Linked DNA regions of Homo sapiens: region 2 is linked to region 1. The links are chromatin loops, found by intact Hi-C in ENCODE. Cell type or tissue: GM12878. All regions are shown on one strand. Links, peaks and the distances in the headings refer to the core of each region. The heading gives the core; the rest is flanking DNA. Region 1 overlaps ARHGAP18 (Rho GTPase activating protein 18). Region 2 overlaps ARHGAP18 (Rho GTPase activating protein 18).

What was found. A loop is a pair of places that touch in the nucleus more often than their neighbours do. Peaks named below come from ENCODE experiments on the same cell type or tissue, not always from the same donor. Only the 100,000 strongest peaks of a DNase experiment are listed, where the experiment ranks them.
Region 2: it touches region 1 in a loop (2.6-fold over the local background); 7 of 110 quality-filtered maps call a loop at or near these places.

What each region holds. Positions count from the first base shown.
Region 1 is chr6:129,664,814-129,676,204 of GRCh38, reverse strand. All of the region lies in intron 1 of ARHGAP18 (Rho GTPase activating protein 18), which reads left to right. Among named protein-coding and RNA genes, the nearest start is that of ARHGAP18, 40 kb to the left of the region's middle. RefSeq lists a silencer at 3,134-3,273. In GM12878, for the core only: a CTCF peak has its summit at 4,280 (motif pointing left); DNase peaks (open chromatin) are centred at 3,164 and 4,194; H3K4me3 peaks cover 1,349 bases; H3K27ac peaks cover 4,028 bases.
Region 2 is chr6:129,614,902-129,626,292 of GRCh38, reverse strand. It overlaps ARHGAP18 (Rho GTPase activating protein 18), which reads left to right. Exons shown (of 15, transcript NM_033515.3): 6 at 7,441-7,606; 7 at 9,990-10,081. Among named protein-coding and RNA genes, the nearest start is that of ARHGAP18, 90 kb to the left of the region's middle. RefSeq lists a silencer at 6,363-6,563. In GM12878, for the core only: a CTCF peak has its summit at 4,840 (motif pointing left); no DNase peak of the experiment used is centred there; H3K27ac peaks cover 1,199 bases.

The sequences.
Region 1 (11,391 bases), core at 1,111-9,110:
AAAGGAATACTGACCAACTGCATAAGATGTGAGGAAGCTTGGCCAGTTAGCAGCTCTCCTCATTCTCTCCCACCTTTCTTACCATTCAGTAGCCTCTTCTGGAACATAGCCAGGAAAGAATCAGAGTCTGACACTTGATATAATGGATCAAGTGCCTGGCCGCAATGGCACCAACCAGGTTTTTTGGGTGGATCTGTTTTAAACATTGAGCAGAAATAAGAGCTGCCATTTAAAATGACCCAGTGGCCCCTTATTGATCAGTCCTTACATGTGATTCAATTGCTCCTCCAATTGCGGACAAGAATGGAGGAGGGTGGGGTGGAGTACGGTGGAGTGAAGTGGCTCTTGGCTAAACTTGGTGTAGGAATTGGTCTAAAAATGGTAGCTATTTGATTGACAGCTCAGGTAGACATAGGGACGTATGGAGGGGAATTTATTACCTGCATCTCTAGGAACAAGGAAAAACAATTAAGTCTCTATTTCTTATTCCCTCTGAGATACTCTCTCATAATGTCTTAGGGCTGGGAACCCAGCTGTTTCCTTGCTCTTAGGTCCATTTATACTAAGCAGGGAAAAGGCAGGTGGCTGTGCTGCAAGAGATGTTCCAGAGAGAAGTATCCATCTTTTTTAGATGTCTGTGGTAAATGCTTTTGTGGGCTTTCCAGATGACATTGCCAGATAATGGAATGTGAAGGCTCCTCCAACACCCGCCCACACCTTGCAGATGTGAAAAATGGGTGTTAGGGTTATGTAGCTCATCAGTGTGAGATTGAACTAACGTCCACCTATTGCCACTCAACCTCTTTTTTTTTTTTTTTTTTGAGATGGAGTCTCGCTCTGTTGCCCAGGCTGGAGTGCAGTGGCGCGGTCTCGGTTCACTGCAAGCTCTGCCTCCCGGGTTCCCGCCATTCTCCTGCCTCAGCCTCCCGCCACTCAACCTCTTAATTAGAGACTCCCAGGTGAGGGGGTTAGCCACCTGAGTGAACTGAAGGTGGATTGCCTGGGGTCTAAGTCCAGATCTCCCACTTACAATGTGACATTGGCCACGTTATTTCACCACTTGTCCTTCTGTTTCTCAACTGACACATTGGAATGGCAAGATTGTAAGGAGTAAACGCAAAAATACCTGTGCAGATGTTTAAGAGTCGCTGGCAGATGGTAAGAGCTCAGTAAGTGTAAGCTGCTGGTATCATTTCATTATTATTGTGTTCCCTCATGGCTGTTTTGCTCTTTAGCAATTTTGTCAAAATTTTTAAAATGAAGAATGGAGGCGACACCTTATAAAAATGAAATTTGTGAAATAATCATAGATTCAGTTGGCCACACTTAATATGTGATAGCGAACTGATGTCACAAACATCAGGGATTTATAATTTAACTCTTGGGGAGGGCCTCTGCTGAGGGGCTAACTAAACATAAACAGTCCTCACTTGGTATCCATGGGGGATTGATTCCAGGAACCCCTGAGGACACCAAAATTCACAGATGCTCAAGTTCCCAATATAAAATGGTGTAGTATAACATATGCACATCCTCCTGTATAGTTTAGATCATCTCTAGATTATTTATAATACCTAATACACTACCCATACATCACTTTACTTGCATAGATTCAACATAATACTCAGTGCACAGCACATTTAAGTTTTGCTCTTTGGAACTTTGTGGGATATTTATTTTTCCTGAATATTTTTGATCCATGGTTGGCTGAATCCACAGATGTGGAACTCATGGACGTGGAGAGCTGACTGTTTATATAAGCTGTTTAATCAGTCGTGTCACAGAAAAATAATTCAGTACATTTTTTGTAGTGTCCTAGAACCATAGAATTTTAAAGTTTAAACGGATACCATGTTCATATTCTCCCTTGGTTTTCAAGGAAGGAAGGAGGCCAGAAAGATTAAGTGACATTCAAGATTTCACAATTAATGATGGAACCAGGCAGGCAGCCTATGGTGTCTTTTTTAAAGTTGTGGACATGTATTACAAATCTTCCTGTGTGCCTCCTTCCTTGCTAACATCTTACACTTGTTTCTTCAATACCAGGTGGTTATAATAATGAGAATTTTAATGAATACTTTTCATGTAGATAAAAATTGTTAATTGAAATTTTAAGACAGTTTATAAAATACTATAATAAAATATATTTCCTTAGTGATGGGGAGAGGTAGAGTTGGGAAGAAGCTTAAAACAAATCAGTTTCTATCTTTTTCAAAGAGGAGGAGTGTGTGTATGTGTGTGTGTATGTATTACTCTGTGGGCCTAGAGATTAAGGCAGTGAAATTTGAGCCAGTACTTTTGAAACTTTCTCTATTTTGTCACTCAGTTTAGAAGATTTGAGATAATATATCTACTTCCTTTTCTGCATTGCAGTTGTATTTAAAATATATTATAAAATAACCTAAAAGAATAGAAATATCAGATTTTCAAAGTTGGTGAAATGAGTTGTTATTTTGGATTTTTGACTGTGGTCTTTTCTGCAGATACCATTAAAAAGAGTTAACTGATGTACATTAATTTAAGAAGCAAATGGTAAAAATAAGTGCATGAAAAGAATAGAAATAATTGAATCTGATCATTCTGATCATTCAAGGCATTTACCATATAAATAGTTGAGATCTGAGAAGTTTCATTGAGACAGATAAGAGCTTAAAAATGTATGAATCATTGTTGACTAATAGTTAAGGCATGCAGGCACACTTAGAAATGTGATTTCCTTTACTCTATCCTTCCTATAAAGAGAAAAAACACTTTTAAAATAAACCTGGTTTGAAACCAAAATGCTGTACAACTTAACCTTCATTTGGGACATTGATTTGGCTACTCTATTTAAGACTTTTTTTTTTTTTTTGGCATGACTATTTTGTCCTGGGAAGCAAGCTGCAGATGGCTTTTGACTTGGGGAAAAAAAAATGAGAAAGAAATTAACAAGGGAAATAGGAACTGGATATTTGTATTAATTTCCATGTAGTATGAAAATACGTAGCAAACAAAAATATTTCCATTTTTAAGCACTAGATGAAGGACATTGTGAAGCATAATAGACTTATCTTTCTAAAATTTATGCAGAAGCATATTTTTAAAGAAAAACAATTCTGATCTTTTGAAAGGTCTGTAAATGCTATGAAATGAGTCATTGGTGTATTCAAAAGAAACTGGGCAGGAAGTGGAGAGACCCATGTTTCAGCTTTCTCTGCAGACAACTGGTTATATCACTGGAGACTGCTTGCTCCCTTCTCTGAGTTCCAGTTTCTCCATCTGTAAAATAAAATGACTTGACTAGGTAATCTGTAGATTTCTTTCTTCTCTGAAAGTCTGTCGTTGTTAATAAGTTGAGAATTCAGAGATTAATATGTGCTAAGGTCTTGAAAGCTTTACTGAGGATATTAACAAGAACCAGATTTTGAAGGAAATATGTTTTTTGAGAAAGAGGGCATTCTTCTTAGCCATAGAGCATGAACAAAGACATTATTGGAAGGAGCATCCTCATTATTTATTGCCTAATTATTATAAAAGCAAAGTTGTTTCCTATAGGTTGATTGAATTAGGCATTAGCTCAGCATACTGGGGACAGCCATTGGAAAAAAATGTTTAAACAACTAGAACTACACTGAATAGAATCGTACTGTGTTTGGTGAGTAGGAAGTATTGCAAGCCTGTGTAGATATGGAACTTAATATACGTCACACTTCTGTGTAGTAAGGACTAAGGAAAAAGCCAACAGTGGGTGTCAACCAAGACCCATGTTACACATAATGGGTAATGTTGAGGGAGCAATGCTGAATGAGTTCTCTTGGGTGCTGAGTTGGGAGTGGGAAGGAAGGAACTGACATAAAGGGATGGAACTGGAAGGTCCCAGAGACAGTGAGGAGGCTGTGCTAAGTTAGAGATCTTTGTGATCTGAGTTAAGGCCAAGGTTGTGGCCACATTAGTGAGACTTGATGTACCGTGGAGAGTAAGGTTGGCACACACAATTCAGAAGAACCTGGGATGGGTGGGGTCAGAGGGACACAGACGGTTAAATTTGAATGGCGATGATTGCAGAGGACATAGATGAAAAATCTGAGCCAGGAGTAGAAGAAAGGGGAGAGGAAGCGTGTGTGTGTGCGCGTGTACGTGTGGGTGGTGATATGAGACTGGTTTCTGGAACCCACTTTGTCATGGTTTGTGACCTGTTCCTGCTGTGAGTGTTGTAATCACTTAACCTCTCCGAACTTCTGTGTTCTCAGAGGCAAAATGGGGTGAACTAGATCAGTACTTCTCAGTAGTGCCCTCTAAAGGGTATTTTGAGAATTTGTGGGGGTGTTTTATGTTGTCCCATCATTTGCAGGGCAGGTTCCAGCTGTGTTAGACATTCTACAATTTCAGGACAGACTTGCCAAACAAAGAATTGTCTGGTGTCTAGAATGACCTATTTGGCATTCCTGAGAAGATGTCATGTACAAGTCAGTCTCACCTCTGCTTAATCTAACTCAAGTTTTTTATTTTTTATTTTTAGAGACAGAGTCTTACTCTGTTTACCCAGGCTGGAGTGCAGGTAAACGATCATAGCTCACTGTAGCCTCTAGCTCCTGGGCTCAAGCAATCCTCCCACCTCAGCCTCCCGAGTAGCTATTAATAGAACTATAGGCTCACATCACTGCACCTGGGTAATTTTTAATTTTTTTTTATAGAGATGAGGTCTTGCTTTGTTGCCCAGGCTGATCTTGAACCCCCAGGCTCAAGCAGTCTTCCCACTTTAGCCTCCCAAAGCACTGAGGTTATAGGCATAAGCCACTGCGCCTGGCCCTAATTCACATCTTCATTTGTGAAGATGAACACACGTGTCCCTTTATCCTTTTAATTTTTGTATTTCTCATGCAGAATGTTTTCTGATCTTATTTTTTTCCAAATGTGAACTCATTCTATAGGTAAATATAATAAACAGTTGACCACTTCATTTTATGTCTGTTAGTGTCCAGGCACATATTGAGAAACCTATTTTAAATTATTTTCCTTTATTTCTCCTTAATATTATCATAAAGGGCATATGCATACACACAGGATTATGTATAGATAAATTACTTGAACTTTACTTCAGAATCATAAAGGTGAAGATTATAAAATAGGTATTAGGTTAAAGACAAGTGTGTTAAGGTTGACAGCCACTGAACTAGAGGGTGTCCATGGCTTCTAACTCCTGACATCTCTAAGATACTGTAACTGCAAATGTTATGATTTGAAGAGGTAGGTTTTCTATCTTGGGAAGGGCTTAGTACTGGGAAGTGTTAAAAACTGACATCAGATTGGGAATTGGGTAAAAGTCAGCTACTTCTTGGGACTCCAGGAAGGCCTGAGGAAGTAGAGATCTGTGTGGAGGGGAGGAACCTGAGGGGGTCTTGACGGGGAGCTGGGTTCCTGCTGATGCCAGCAGGTGAGAATAGGGGAGCAGAGCATTGTGATTTGGCAGCTCCTAGAGGAGGGGAGTAGGCTGAGAAAGTCTTGGTGGGGGGAGGCAGTAAAAAAAAAAAAAAAAAGAGTTACGACTTCACATACTTTTGGTGAATCTGAATGAGTCTCCTTTTGATGCGAAGTAGGTGGTATAAGAGACTTTTCAAATAATTTAACTGTCCACCAACGTAGCCTTCTCTTCAGGCAGTTTGTTTTGCTTTTAAATTATGAGAGGGTACCACCCTCCATCCTCGGTGTGAATATTCTCTACCAGAATGCAGGAAAAACGTTACCTGTGATATGTGATCTTCCTTTTCATTTTAATGGGCACATTGTTGCCACTCAGTTCTGAAATAGAGAATTTCTCCATCTTCCACTTCGTTAACTTTGCACAATATATTGAAGAATATTTAAAATACTAAAACTCCAGGTGACTGTAGACACCTACCATATAAGAAAGTGGGAATGTCAAAATAATGAGATATCCATGAAGTGATAATGTAAGCTCTCTTAGGTTTATTTCCTTTTTTAAAAAAGTTGAATTTAGACCAGAGAAAGCTTGAACCTGATAACCAAATTAGCACACACTGTAGTCACAAATAAAATTCTGAGGAGGTGTTTTGGAGTTGAATTTAAGGGGAATTTTAATAAAAACTGTCTTTATTTCAGTCCAGCAAAGTAGCTTTATGCAAGCATAAGTGCCTGAGGAGAAAAATTATACAAAGTATAAGAGATAAATAGATACAAAGTTGATGTAATTTCTACTTGCAATGTGTAACAGGGATTATAGTGTGCCAAAATTATGGTGTCATAGTGAATATATTTAGCATAACTTTTATAATATTTGTTCACTCTAGAAAATTAAGGCAATACTGAAAAGTACAAATAAAACAATAAATTGCCTATAAAACCATTGCTTGAATATAGCTTCATTAACATTTTGATCTATATTATTTTAGTTATTTTTCCTGAATTTATTTATTTTTTTTTTTGAGACGTTTCACTCTTGTTCCCCAGGCTGGAGTGCAGTGGCATGATCTCGGCTCACTGCAAACTTCGCCTCCTGGGTTCAAGCGATTCTCCTGCCTCAGCCTCCCAAGTATCTGGGATTACAAGCATGTGCCACCATGCCCAGCTAATTTTGTATTTTTAATAGAGACGGGGTTTCTCCGTGTTGGTCAGGCTGGTCTTGAACTCCCGACCTCAGGTGATCAGCCCGCCTTGTCCTCCCAAAGTGCTGGGATTACAGGCATGAGCCACCGCGCCTGGCCTATTTTTCCTGACTTTAAAAAGTGCATGTTAGGGCCGGGCGCGGTGGCTCACGCCTGTAATCCCAGCACTTTGGGAAGCCGAGGTGGGCGGATTACAAGATCAGGAGATCGAGACCATCCTGGCTAACATGGTGAAACCCCGTCTCTACTAAAAATACAAAAAAATTAGCCTGGCATGGTGGCGGGCGCCTGTAGTCCCAGCTACTCGGGAGGCTGAGGCAGGAGAATGGCGTGAACCCGGGAGGCGGAGCTTGCAGTGAGCCGTGACCTCGCCATTGCACTCCAGCCTGGGCGAGAGAGCGAGACTCCGTCTCAAGAAAAAAAAAAAAAAGTGCGTGTTAGATGCCAAGCACAGCAGTTGGAGTACGGAGACCACAGAGGAGAGTAGTGCCTGGCTCTGTTTTCACTGAGCACACAGCCTGTCCTACAGACACCGCGTAATTGTTTTATTTCTCTGGAGTTGAGGCAGTCCTATTTGGCCCTTTATGTGAATATTTCTAGTCCTCTTAACAGCCATGCAAGATGATAGGTATTGTTCTTTCATTTTACAAATAAGGAAACAAGTGTTCAAAGAGGTTAGATATTATACCCAGAGTTCTGTGTCCAGTCAGCAGCAAGGTTGTTGGACTTCAAAACCTGCAATTCTCCCTGCAGCCTCAGACTATCACTAAAGGGGTCTCATCATAATTGTGGAGTCATTCAGTGAGTGTTGGAGAAGAGCAGTGCACAACATGGTAGACGTTTAGAGATCGAGTGGAGGACGTTCACTGCAGTGTGGGCGTTAGGGAAGTGTGGAGGGTGTCAGACAGAAGGGGACGGTACAGGCAAGGCTTCTGGGGTAGGAAAAGTGCCTGGTGGGCTCCGGCAGCTGGTACTGTTTGGCCATAGTGGGGGACTTGAAGGGAGAAGTGGGAGAGGAACCCGACGAGGAATGGAGAAAAGCTGGGCAGAGCTCATAGAGTCTTGAACATCAGGCTGAAGAATCGGGACCAGATGGACCAGGCTGCCCTGGGACTGACTTATGGTTTAGAAAGATTTAAAAGAGATTTTGGAGATGTTGAAATGTACTGAGTCCATAGACTGTTTTTAATGGTGTGTGTGTCTGTGTGTGTGTGTGTGTGTGTGTGTGTGTGTGTGTGTGATTATTTGGGTAAATTGATGGTTTGGGGACTAGGGGTTGAGGATGCTGTATTTATATTGCACATGTGCTCCATGCACTGATACCCTTCTTCAATGAAAAAGGTCATCTGAAATAAATATGGCCAGAAATAGTGGGTTTATATCATGTCCTGGCTTGGGAAACATTATCTCTAGAGAAGAACTATTTGAATGAGGGAAATTAATATAAACAAGACCAGATAAGCTTGTTACACGATAATTCCAAATGGATGGCAGGTAGCTGACTAGGGAACTTTACATATCTATGGTATCTTGAAGTTGCAGATTTACTTGCATATCCAAGGGGCATTTGACATACAGAGGGAGAAAGAGTTGGAAACTATTGTCAGCCTCTTTCCTCACTTCCATTTTACTTCCTTTTGATAGATGTGCATGTCTTTCCTTTCCTTTGATGAAAAAGATACCACTGATGCTTTCTTCCCTTGCTTTTCCATTGTTTCATTGTTTCATAACCCTCCTCTCCCTTCTTGATTTTCAATTCTTTTGTGCATGCATATTTCTAAATGCTCAGTAACCTTCCTCCTCTTGGCCAAGAGCCCAGGCAGATATTATCAGACTCCTGTCCTTGGCCAAGAGCCTGCTGGGAACCAGTGAATTTCTTGTCAGTTTCTCCTTGCCCTCCATGTATGTATTGCCTTCTGCTTGGCAAATCCTGACCTGAAGGGAATAGCCAATGCCTTACTAGACACTTTGGATCTCAATATATGTTTCCTGAATGAGTTTATTACTCATGTGAGTAGAGAATCCTTTCACGGCAGGAATTCTCTTTAGGTACCCGTGAATCTAAAGATATATATGCATATATATCCACATACACAACACACACACACACACACACACACACACACACACACATATATATTTTTCTTTTGATATAGACCTGGTTGATGCCTGACTCATTATAGATTTTGATTATATTAAATTTTTGAATGCTTTGTGCAGAAAGCATTTATTAAAGATACAGGGAACTTTTGGCTTATGGGCCAAATAGGGGTTGTAGTTCAATTCTATCTATCCCTGAGAAGTATTAAGAGATGTCACTGTTCTAAAAATGTTGCTAAGATTTTTGAAAACATTGAACAACAGTGCCCACAAGATGGGGATATTATTCCATGGGAAAAAAAAATATATTTTTTTCTTAGTAAAATTGGGGCAGTGTAGGTTCCCCTACTTCCCAGAGTGGGAAGATATTTTTACTCCCTTTAGATTAAAAAAAATGAGTTTATAAAATGAAAATGTATTATAATTTGTAAGTGCTTCAATATTGTGAAACAATATTGACTGATTACTTTTCTCATTCCATATAAGACTTTGAATTTTTTTTTAACAAAGGAGTATTTGTAGATGAATTAGACATTTGACCCTCTGTATAAAAAATCTATGCTTCATCCCAGATTTAAAGGAAGTGCTATTAAGCATCAACAAAGAATAGGAAATAGCTTTTAACAGGTACAGGAGAAAAGAATGGTGTTCCCAATCAACTAAGACTTGTAACCTTATTTGTGGGATGAGATATACACAGAAATGTTTAGTAAACCAGGATGTGGTATTTACAACTGTATATACACTTGTTTTTGATCTCTACTTCTAAGAAGCATTGGTGTCTGTATGTGCAGGTATAGTCAGGATGTAAATCAGTTTATAATAGGATACTTTGCAAGAGAAGTAGCTGGGGAAGGGTGGAGGCAGGCCCTGGAGTCAGGTTGAAGGCATCCCAGAGTGGGGGCCTCCAGGATGTGGCTGAACGGTGTGGAGAGGGCCAGGGGCATTCTTGGTGACGGAAGTAGCATGAGCAACTAGTAGGTGCTCCAAAGGTGGTTTGATGAGGATACTGTATACCATTGGCCCTGTGAATAAGAACCCACAGAAACAGAGGGCCAACTCAGTGACTTGAGCATCCACAGGGCTTGGTATCCACAGGGAGCCCTGAAGCCAATCCCCATTATATGGAGGGAGGAGGACTGTATTGCATTAGTGGTGTGGCTAGACACTTGCCGTTCTTTTGGCTGCCCAGCATCTGAGCGCTCATTCTGGTGTGGGGAGTTCTCTACTTTCGGAGCTTTGCTGGGAGGCAGAATAACCCTCTTTTCCACAGAAAAAGAGGGCAGTGTCAATTGCTACAGGCATTGCTGGTGTGAGCATCATCATCTGCTGCTCCCTGGTGCTCCTGGATCAGTCCATGGCGTGATCTGAGGCATTATTCCTGGCTTTTGGACATTCTGGGAGCCACCTAGTAAGCTTTTAATAAAATTCTCTTCTGCTTGGTTTCATCAGAGTTAATTTTTTTCTATTTTAATTTATATTTTTAATGTATTTATTTTGCCAGTAGACTAGCAGCAGGCAAAGATATCAGAGTTGATTTCTGTAGCTTGTAATTAAAAGTCCTGATAGAAAGAGATGCACATCATTGAGCACTTTCCTCTGTGCCAAGAAAATTGCATGTGTTTTATGTACGTATCTCATTCAAGTTTCTCCTGAACTCTGAAAAGAGGTAACATTATTGGTCTCTCATTCACAGGTGAAAAAACCGAGGTTCAGAGAGGTTAAGCAATTTAATCAAGGTCATGCAGGCAGCAAACAAAGCTGGGATATGATCCAGGCTTTTCTGATAGGGAGACTGTGATCTTAACCTCTTCTGCTCTGCTCTATGTTGTTATTAACTACCTGTTTGTATTTTAGAGCATTTTATTATGAAAGGTTCTTTCGCAGAACATAGTGGAGGCAAGACTTGGCTCTCTTACTTGATTATTTTTTATTTATTTATTTATTTTTTTGGAGACAGGATCTGGCTCTATTGCCCAGGCTGGAGGGCAGTGGCACGATCTTGGCTCATTGCAACCACTGCCTCCTGGGCTCAAGCCATCCTCCCACCTCAGCCTCCTGAGTAGCTGTGACTACAGGCATGCACCACCACACCTGGCTAATTTTTTTTTGTATTTTTAGTAGAGATGGGGTTTCATCATGTTACCCATGCTGGTCTCGAACTTGTGAGCTCAAAGCGATCTACCCGCCTCAGGCTCCCAAAGTGCTGGGATTACAGGCGTGAGCCACTGCACCAGCCTTTTTACTTGATTATTAAAAATAGGATTTGACAGATGTAGATTGTCATTGGTTAGAATGTGGAATTAAACCCTTGTTCTACTTTGCTGTATTGTGTTTGGGGCTGATGTAAAGGCAGAGAGTAGATCCTAAAGACAAACAGGCATAGAAGAGGGAAAGTGGGGAATGAAGAGGTGGGAGGAAAGGAACTTATCACACTTCTAAAAAGTGCTAAAGGCTCTGTCAGAGTTCTGCTTCTCACATCATCAAATTTTCAATAATAACTATTCACCTAGAACAGTCTATACCCGGATATCTGCATGGCTGAAACTCCCTGCCCGCTATCCCCTTCCCCCATTTCATTCAGGTCTCTGCTCAAGTGTCATCAGAGAGGTCTTCTCTTCCATCTATAATAAACTGCTCCCTGCTACCCACCCATCCTCTTAACCCACCTAATTTATTTTCATAGCAC
Region 2 (11,391 bases), core at 1,708-9,707, 51 kb after region 1:
ACCTTGATTTTTGTTTTGTTGACTTAGTGGTGTATTGTGGAAATCATACCATAGTAGTATAGAGAAATATTTCTCACTTCTTTTTATTAGATACATTGTACTCCATTGTACAGATGTATCATAATTTATTGAGTCAGTCCCCCTATGGCGGACATCTGAATTGTTTCCAGGCTTTTCTTCTATATATGTGTGTGTGTGTGTGTGTGTGTGTGTGTGTGTGTGTGTGTATATGTGTATATATATGTGTGTGTGTATATATATAGATAGCTATATTTGATATATATATTTGATATATATTTGATATATAATATAAATATATATAATATATAAATATATAATATATAAATATATAATATATAATATATAAATATCTATAATATATAATATATAAATATATAATATATAATATATAAATATATAATATATAATATATAAATATAATATATAATATATAAATGTATAATATATAATATATAAATATATAATATATAATATAAAAATATATATTATATATATAAATATATATAATATATAAATATATAATATATAAATATATAATAAATATATATAATATATAAATATATAATATATAAATATATAATATATAAATATATATAATATAATATAAATATATATAATATATAAATATATAATATAAATATATATAATATATAAATATATAATAATATATAATATATAAATATATAATATATAATGTATAATGATATATAATATATAATAAATATATATAATATATAATGTATAGTTATAATATATATGATATATAAAATATATATTATATATAATATATAATATAAAATATATATTATATATAATATATAATATAAAATATATATTATATATAATATATATTATATATAATATATAATACATATGTATAAATATATAATATATAATATATATAAATATACATAATATATATTACATATAAATATATATCATATATCATATATATTACATATAAATATATATCATATATCATATATATTACATATAAATATATATCATATATCATATATATTACATATAAATATATATCATATATCATATATCATATATATTACATATAAATATATATCATATATAATATATAATATATCATATATAATATATATCTATATAATATATAATATATATCATATATAATATATATCTATATAATATATAATATATATCATATATCATATATCATATATATTATATATAAATATATATCAATCATATATATTATATAAATATATATCATATATCATATATATTATATAAATATATATCATATATAATATATATTATATATAAATATATATCATATATATATATATTTTTGAAATGGAGTTTCACTCTTGTCACCCAGGCTGGAGTGCAATGGTGTGATCTCAGCTCACTGCAACCTCCGCCTCCTGGATACAAGCAATTCTCCTGCCTCAGCCTCCCAAAGAGCTGGGATTATAGGTGCCCACCACCACGCCCGGCTGATTTTTGTATTTTTGGTAGAGATGGGGTTTCACCATCTTGGCCAGGCTTGTCTTGAACTCCTCTCCTCAGGTGATCCACCCACCTCAGCCTTCCAAAACACTAGGATTACAGGCATGAGCCACTGTGCCTGGCCTTCTTGTATATTTTTGAAAATCTGTGTTTATACCTAATGGGAAAAGTAAAAGAGTATGCAAGTGTGGCCTAAAATGATGATCCACTCTGCCAGACTATCCTCAGGAAAAGTATGGTTTTTTGTGTGTGTTTGTTTTTTGTTTTTCTCGAGATGGAATCTCGCTCTGTCACCCAGGCACCATCTTGGCTCACTGCAACCTCCACCTCCTGGGTTTAAGTGAGTCTCCTGCCTCAGCCTCCCGAGTAGCAGGGATTGCAGGCACATGCCACCATGCCTGGCTAATTTTTTATATTTTTAGTAGAGACGGGGCTTCACCACGTTGGCCAGGCTGGTCTCGAACTCCTGACCTTGTGATCCGCCTGCCTCAGCCTCCCAAAGTGCTGGGATTACAGGTATGAGCCACTGTGCCTGGCCAATAAGTATGTTTTCAAAGTGACAGTCTTCATCACAAAATATGGAAAGGTTTTAAATTGAAGGACAGTAGAATCTAATTAAACAAAATGAAGTCATTGTTGGCTTTTAAGTTGTTGACTCAAACAGTGGAATGAAATATAATTCATCTCCACTTGAGAGCTTTCAAAACAAAACTCCCTCTGCCATTTTCTTCTCTGTTTAACTAATTTACCTTCACCTACCTTCTTAATTATATTCAAGTTGTGCCCAAAGTTTAAAATGACCTCTCCATTTCTACCCCTCTGTTGTTCCATATTTGCCAAGGAAACTTTAATCTATTCTTCAGAGACTAGCTCAAGATCAGTTTTCCTGTTCAGTCTTTCCTGATCGTGAACTTATATTAGATCAAATAAATATATGAAATCACCTTTGATTTAGGTTGCATGCTTTAGACATTATTGTTAATCTGTCCATGTATTTTTTTATGCAAATATGCATATACTCATCTATAGAAACTCTTTTTTAGTCCGTTTGTCTTCTAGAAGGTATGGACTCATTGTTAAATTTCTACAAGTCTTTCCCATGGTTGAAAAAGTAAGATTTGTATTCACTACTCTGAGGCAGGTGTCTAAGTAGATAAAACCTTAAGTTCCATTTCTGTTCCATGCTCCTCTACTTCTGTAAATAAGCAGTAGGCTTTATGTAATACATTGTTCTCTGTTGACCTCATTTCATATTCACTTCCTTTTCCTCACAGCATCGAGCAACCTTTGTCAATTCTTTATGATCTCTCATCGTGGATTCAAATTTCTCCTCTTAAATTTGGAGATCAGGTTTTATAACCTTTAATTTGCTTTAGTTTGAAAATTTAGCTACTTAGTGTATACATGTTATATCTCAGAAATTATGCTCTGTAATTATTTATTAGATGACCTCTAGGAGGTAGACACCCCTATTTTTCATACATGGAAACATGTTAGAGAGGTAACTTGACATGCTGAGGCTTGACATTAATGACTAAGCTTTTGAATCCTTTCTCTTGCTTTCCAAGTCAAAGCTAGAGTGATCTGATGAGTAAAAAAGTCAAGTTTATTATTAGTGATGAAATGCCTAAGGGGCCCCTCATGCAAATCCTACAAAAGAGCAACACGCCAGGGAAAGCTACCTAGTTAATTTATGGTAACACAAGGGAATCAATGACCTTACATTTTTTTTTGAAAATTTTTATTCTTTTCTTTTTCCTTTTTTTTTTTTTTTTTTTTTGTTTTGAGATGGAGTTTCACTCTTGTTGCCCAGGCTAGAGTGCAATGGCGCGATCTCGGCTCACTGCAACATCCACCTCCTGGGCTCAAGTGATTCTCCTTCCTCAGCCTCCTGAGTAACTAGGATTACAGGCACCTGCCACCACGCCCGGCTAGTTTTTGTATTTTTAGTAGAGATGGGGTTTCACCATGTTGGTCAGGCTGGTCTCGAACTCCTGACCTTAGGTGATCTACCTGCCTCAGTCTCCCAGATTGCTGGGATTACAGGTGTGAGCCACCATGCCCAGTCTTATTTTCTTTAAACACATTTTTCAAGAGGTAGAGAACTTTTCTCTTGCTGAAATTTCACTGCTTTCTCTTAGCCAATGAACTGAACCATTCAGTCTATTAACTAAACAAAAAACGACAGGAAACTTCATAAATATTTAAAGCTGCTGCTATGAATTAAACATTGGGATAAAGAACTAACTCCTTCATTAAGCACAATGTTTAAATAAATAAATAAGCTCATGACATATATCGCTAGGTAAATCAAATGTTTGAATTAATAATATTTCAGGATTCTGTAAACATTTACCTTGGGTAATGCTTTAAACGGCTGTATTACATGTGTTTGACTTATTAGACCCAAAGCAACTGATTTTAATGAAACATTTAGGGCTTAAAAAAAAGGTAAATATGGTTGGTTCAGCATTCAGAAAATGAAGCAATTAGCAGAAATATAGGACCAAACATGGGAAAAATGTGACCAGTTTTGTGTGATTTTTAAAAAGGAAAACTCAGTAGAAATCACAGAAAATCAGGGGAACACGAAGCCAATGGCCCTCCACCTCATTGAGTTTGATTCTATGCTCGCCTCCCTGTAGGATGTGTGTCTCCATTCATTTAGTGGACCATGACAGACCACCCATAGTGTGTCAGGTCTGTGGTACAACAGCGTTACGGAAGTGATTAAGAAGTGGCTCCTCTCCTTGAGGGGCTCACAGTACCACATCAACACCTATCAACCTAGATATCTCCCTGCCTACTCTGGTGGATGGGAAAAATGGAGTAGAACAGAATGGTTACAAAACTTACGATTTAGGAGAACTGAATTTGCATCTTCATGACATCACTGGCTTTGTGGCCATGTTTAAGGCACTTAACTGAGTCTCAGTTTCCCCACCTAGAAGATGCTGTAATAATTCTTATTAGGACTTTTGAAGGATTAAATGAACTGTTTTTCGATAAGATAATTATTATTATCATTTTTTTCTTACCTTGCCATGACACATAAGAATAAAGGAAGACCATGAAATGTTGATATTATTTTAAAAGCTCCATGAAAAAAATATAATATGTAATACTTTTTGAGTGCTATTTATCATTTGATCTTCGCCACAACCTTGTAAGTTAGGTTCAGTTGTTCTCATTCTACAGATGAGGAGGCTAAGGCACAGAAGGGGACATTGTTTGCCAAAGGTCACATAGTAAGTGATGGAAACAGCATTTGCCACCTGTAGTCTGACTCCACTCTCTTGAGCCCTGTGCAGTGCCCCATGGAGGCCATCCTGCCCCCTGCTGGAAATTTGCTTAGGCCCCATCTTCAGTGATGTCCATTGCTGTTTATTTGATGTTCTCCTAGGAAAAAAAACACATTACGAACGGTTAAGAAAGACCCCTTTCCTCTTACAGTGGACTTGAAGGCTCTCTTTTGAATTGAGTTTGCTTAAAGGGAATTAGTTTCTCACTTACTAAAAGTCATAGGTTTTACGAGTTGCTGTAGGAGACTGACTCCAACATTTTCATCTCACAACTCCTTCATACACTTAAAAATTATTAAGGGCCTCAAAAACCTTCTGTTTATGTGGGTTATACCTATGGACACTTACCATATCTGAAAATAAAATTGAGAAATTGAAAAAATATTAATCCATTTAATATAACAATATTATAGTTAACATAAATATCTTTTTCTCAAAATGGAAAATAGCCATATTTTCTAAAGAAAATTAAGTGTATCATGGTTTTAATTTTAGTGAGTCTGTAATGTCTGGCTTTAGTTGAAGTCAGCTGGATTATCATATTTACGTTTGCATTCAGTCTGTTGCAGTAGCACTCATTTACATCTGGAAAACTATACTCACGAGAGAATGAGAGTGTAAAAGGCAAAATAATGCCTCATTACTAATTATTAAAATAGTTCTGAACTTTTTGGAAGGATATTGGATACCCCCAATGGTCCCTGGACTACACTTTGAGAATTACTGCTTTAGGACATGTCTTTTGCCCTAGCATTTAGACGATGAAGTGTTAATGATAAGACGCAAGAAGTACCAAAGCAAAGGGAATAAAATAGATGCAGTAAAATCAGCTAATCAGCAATTGAATTAAATGAAAAATTCAAAGGTAAACCCAAACTGTAAGAGAATGATCAGTTTTAGTAATAGGTAAACACAATGGAATTGTAATTTGTATTAAATGTACACACTAGTGAAATTTGCCTTTTTATCTTGTGGTTTGCTTTCTGATGTTTAATGTGTTTAATATTAAAAGATGATATTTGAGAAAGGCAGAAAAACACACCATGTGCTTGTGATTATGAAGCAACATCTTAGTCCCACTTTATTCAGCAGTGAAAGTAATATACAAGTTGAGTATCCCTAATCCAAAAATCCAAAATCCTAAATGTTCCAAAATCAGAACCTTTTTGAGCACTGGCATGATGCCACAAGTGAAAAATCCCACACATAAGTACTTAACACAAAATTAGTTTCATTCAAATTAGTTAAAATATTTTGTAAAATTGCCTTCAGGCTATGTGTATATGAAACATAAATGAATTTTGTGTTTAGACTTGGGACCCATCCCAAGATGTCTCATTGTGTATATACAAATATTTCAAAATCTGAAATCCAGAGCACTTCTGGTCTCAAGCAGTTTGGATGAGGTGTACTCAACCTGCAGTAGCAACCACATAAAAGCACTTGGGCAGTGCTGGGCACTAAATCTCACAATAGCCCTCTGAATTCAGTGGCCCATCCTCTTCTTTTTGTTGCCCTTCTCCTCCTTTCCCTCCCCCTCCATCTCCCATTTTACAGAAGTAAAGGTTAAGCCATTGCCATAAGTCACACAACTAGTAAGTAGATAGGTGACTGGTAAGCTCTGAAGTCCATGCTCTTCGTTTCCCCTGTGTCCCTCTTACCCCAATGGGCTGTAGCCTTTCTGGACCAATCTTACTTGGCTTTTGTGACAATTAAAAGATACATAAGTGTATGTGAAGGGTACCTGGCATGTTCTAAGCATACACTCATGGCTAGTATTCCTCTTTCTCTCCCCCCTACTTGTCTTCTTCATGTCATCTTCCTCTGTTTCCCCCTCCCCCTCCCCCATCCCCTTCCCGTCCCCTCCCCTTCATTTTCCCTCTCCCCTTCCCTGCTCCCCTTCCTTTTCCCTCTCCCCTTGCCCACTCCCCTTCCTTTTCTCTCTCCCCTTCTCATCTCCTTTTCCCTCCCCCTTCCCTTCCCCTTCACTGTCCCCGTTTCCCCCTCCCCCTCCCCCTCCCTCCCCTCCCCCTTTTCCTCCCCTTTTTCCTCTTCTTTTTCCCTCACCTCCCCCTTTTCCCCTCCCCCTTTCCCTCCCCCTTTCCCTCCCCCTTTTCCCTCCCCCTTTTCCCTCCCCCTGTCCTCCCCTCCCCCTTTTCTTCCCCTTTTCCCCTCCCCCTCCTTCTTTCTTTCCCCCTCCTCTTTCTTTTCCCCCTCCCCTCCCCCTCTCTCTCCCCTTCCTTCTCCCCTTCCCTTCCCACCTCTTCTTCCCCTTCCCCCTCATGGATTGTGCTTGACTTCTAGCCATCCTTTTCTGAAGGTCACTTAACTAGAAGTCTTTTTCTCCTGGTTCACTGTCTCTCTTGTCCTCTGAGCCACTGGTATTAATACTCCGAGTTTGCGGTCTGTTCCCGTTGTCTGTCAGACTTTGGAAGTTGACTCCCGAACCCTCCACAGCTTTAGGGGTCGTCATCATGACAGGATCACTCTTCATTCTGACTGGAGAAATTCTGTGGCTTTTCTTATCACTTATTCTGAGTATAACTTCTTTCTGTAGTTGGTTTTTCCTTCCTGCATTACAATGGAGGTTAGGTACTGTAAGCTTTTACTATATTAATGATGTTTATTTTAGAGTTTCAGATTGCCAAAAGACAAAACGGGTACCACAAGGATTGGTGACCTCGCACCCCAGGACATGAAGAAAGTTTGCCATTTAGCCCTAATTGAGCTGACTGCCCTCTATGATGTATTGGGTATTGAGCTGAAACAACAAAAAGCTGTGAAAATCAAAACAAAAGGTAATCATGAAATGATAAACCCTTGGATTTATTTCTAAAATAGCAAGGATGGACTTGGCTTTTTTGCAGTATTTCTGGGAGACAGGGAAAACACCTGCAAAATAAACCAACACTTGAATACATCTAAAGTTTATATTCTAAGATGTTGCCTTCAAAAGTTTTATAACGATAGAGATACACTGTGTCCTAGACTATAGAGAATAAAGGCATAGTCAAAGAATTTAATTCTCATAGAAGGAAATTCTGAAGCAAGGACTCTTAACTCATTTGCTTTCTCCTTTAAAAACTATATATTTAAAAAGATACATATTTGGTACACATATTTATTTATTTCCAGAATCAGATCTTGAAAAATGACTTTAAGACAGTTGATTCTAAGTGACTACTTTTGGTTATTCATTGGATAGCAAATAAATGGGCTAGTTAGTAGTCTGCCCCTTTGTTCCTGGACATTCTAATTTTACCTATTTTGCAAAGACATTCTTTCCCCTATTAAGAAAATACCACCATTGTGACAAAACAATACCACTAGATTGTACTCATCATGGAAATATGGAGTGGTTTTTTTTTTTTGTTTTTTTTGTAAGTACCTTGCTTTACCCATTAAATAAACAGTTTATTTTTAATGATATAATAGAGAACAGATACCTCTTCAGTTTTTGTTTCTCCAGTAATTTATTGGTATTGAAATCCACATAATTCTCTGTTGACAAGGCTTTACCTTAGGAATCTTTGTCCTCTTGTTTAACCTTAGAAGTATCTCCTAAAGAGAAACCAAGAATGAGGATTATTGAATTGCTGTGGTAACATTCACAAAGACAAGTATTCACCTGATTTAGGTTTTAGAGGCAATTACTCTGTAGGACTGAAGTGTACCTTCCCTTCTGGTCCTGTCATGCTGGGCCCCAGAAGACCTCATTCTGTGCTTAGTTCCTTTGAGTATTTTAGCTTACACAAAGCCTTCTCCAAACGTAAAATAGAAATACAATTTAAACAGTTGTGGTTCAGTGCCCAAGATTTTTAAAGTGGCTAAGAGTTTTTTTTTTTAATTCTTATGTTTTAGAATTGCATCCTGGCAAAGAAACGTTAAGTTGTTTATATCAAGGCTATCACTGTTAATAGACTTTCTTTCCATTTTTATTTAATACCTGTTTGTCTTATCCAAGATACTGATTTTATGTTATACCCTAGACCCTTGGCATCCTTGAGATTGCATCTTTTCCGAATTCCCAAACTGAAAAGTTATTTACTGGGTTACTGGCGTTCTTTTGAATGGCATCTCGATTAAGTGTCACAATATCCAATGTCTGTCCTCATACCACAAGATAATCCCCTTTTTCATGTTCACAGATGATTTTCATTTCCATGCTGATGTACGTCATAAAGGAAAAAGTTATCACTTTGGTGCTAACCGTCCACTCAGTGATGGGGGCAGGGTGGAGGTGTTGGTCGAAGCCATGTTCATACCAGACTCAAGGCTATGATTTTAATTTAGAAAAATTGTAAATTATTACCATCATTTTTTTCTGGAGCTATTTCTAAGTATATACAATCACAAAGTTAAATTTAAGAGTAGCAAGTATCTATTTTCTAAAGAGAAACATTTGTAGAACAAGATCATGATCTTGTCTGATTTCTTAGAAAGCAAATATTTGTATTTTGCTGTATTGTAAAGTGTTCAATGTCTATTTAATATGGAAAAGATGAATGATATTTGCTTTTTTTGGTGATAAAAACGGTGACAGCTCTGTCACTGAGGCTACAGTGCAGTGGTGCAGTGACGGCTCACCGTAGCCTCAACCTCCCAGGCTCAAGCTATCCTCCAACCTCAGCCCCCCAAGTAGCTGGGACTATAGGAGCCTGCCATCATACCTGCCTAATTTTTTTTTATTTTTCATAAAGATAAAGTCTTGCTATGTTGCCCAGGCTTAGGCTGGTCTTGAACTCCTGGGCTCAAGCAATCCTCCCACCTTGGCTTCCCAAAGTGCTGGGGTTATAGACATAAGCCACTGCACCTGGCCAATATTTGCTTTTAAGTAAGAATTTTTAATTTGATTACATTTAGTAAATTATTTGGATATTTTGCATGCTCTCACAGCCCTCTGTTTCTCTTATGCAGCAGTTTGCACTTTTCTAATTATGTTGGTAATTATTTGCAATCATTTGTTTAGTTGTCTTTCCTTGCTACATTCCTCTATAAGGCAGGGCCAGGATTTTACTATTGGCCACCATATATATAATGTTGAGATGCTGTCATTCACTTAGTAGTTGCTAAATAAATAGTTGTCTGATCGACAGTATCAGAAATCTTATGCTTTAACATTTTTATATTAATATTTTATAGATTGACAAAAGTGAGGAAATTTCATTTTTTTTCTTGCAGATTCTGGTCTTTTTTGCGTTCCATTGACAGCGCTATTAGAACAAGATCAGAGGAAAGTACCAGGAATGCGAATACCCTTGATCTTTCAAAAAGTAGGTAGGCTTGGATTGGTCAGCATAGAGAGAACATACTTAAGCTAATAGTGGTTTTTGTATTCATATTATTATAATACAGTTTTCCAATTCATATACTGTCATGTTTTGTACTTTGATTTTCTATTCAGGAAGCAAATTGGTTTCAAGGGCTCATAAGTTTTATATTCATGGTGATGCTTTCTGTGTTATTACTGTAACTGTGATTACCTGGCGTCATTTTCCTGTCTTATATTAGCTGGCTTTGTATAATTGAGATTTCAATTCTATAATACATAGGAGTGGGAACTGCTTATAAATTTCTAGGGAATTGCATCCTCATGAATATTTCATGCCTGTGTATATTTCCTCAGCTTTTCTATTTACAGTGAGGATGTCCAATTTAATTTACCAGTGCCTATTTCCAAAGTAGGCAAAGAAACCATAAAGTAGAATTAGAAAATGATTGCTAAACTGTTAAGTCACTTGTGTAGTCAACACTCAGTTATTCATAAGGGGATTATCTGTGGCAATATAAAAATTTCCGTCCAACCTCTGAGCCATCATTGTTCAGAAATACAGATTACATTTGAGAAAAGCTAGGGAATGCACAGTGAGGAAGACAGGTCAACTCAGTTGTGAACTACCCAAGCCGTAGATTCTTTGCAGCAGCCCAGGCATATCACCGTTTCTGAAATTTCTTGGGACAGTAGAAATTGATTTGCAGTTAATTGGCTCAGCAAACTCATCCAGTACTAAGGCTCAATCTACTTGGCACTTATTCTTCCCCTCTTCCAAACCAGTCAATTAATTCCGTCTTACCTACTAACCTTTGGTGCTTTTTTCCCCTCATATCTACCACTACATTCAAACCTGCATCTCATTATTTCTCCTGACAAACTTTGTTCTATACAGTTGATCCCACCCATCAGCCTCTTTTAGCCACTGCATGCAGAACATGTATCTATGGAGAGCTGTCAGCAGTACCTGTGATTAACAGGAGGAGGCTGACAAATACAGGCTACATATTCAAATTCTTCTGTCAGTAGCAGTTGCAATTTACTATACACCAAAGCCTATACAAAGCAGGGATCTCAGCAGCATCCTTTCCTGGGGTATTAGTCAAAGTTCTCCAGAGAAACAGAAGCAATAGGATATATTTAGAGTGAGAGGAAGAGATTTGTTTTTTTTTAATTGGCTCACACAATTGTGGGGCTCACAAGTCTGAAATATGTAGAGCAGGCTAGCAGACTGGAAGCTCAGGCAAGAGTTGATGCTACCATCTTGAGTCCAAACTCTGCAGGCTGAAACTTAGGCAGTGTTTCTTTGTT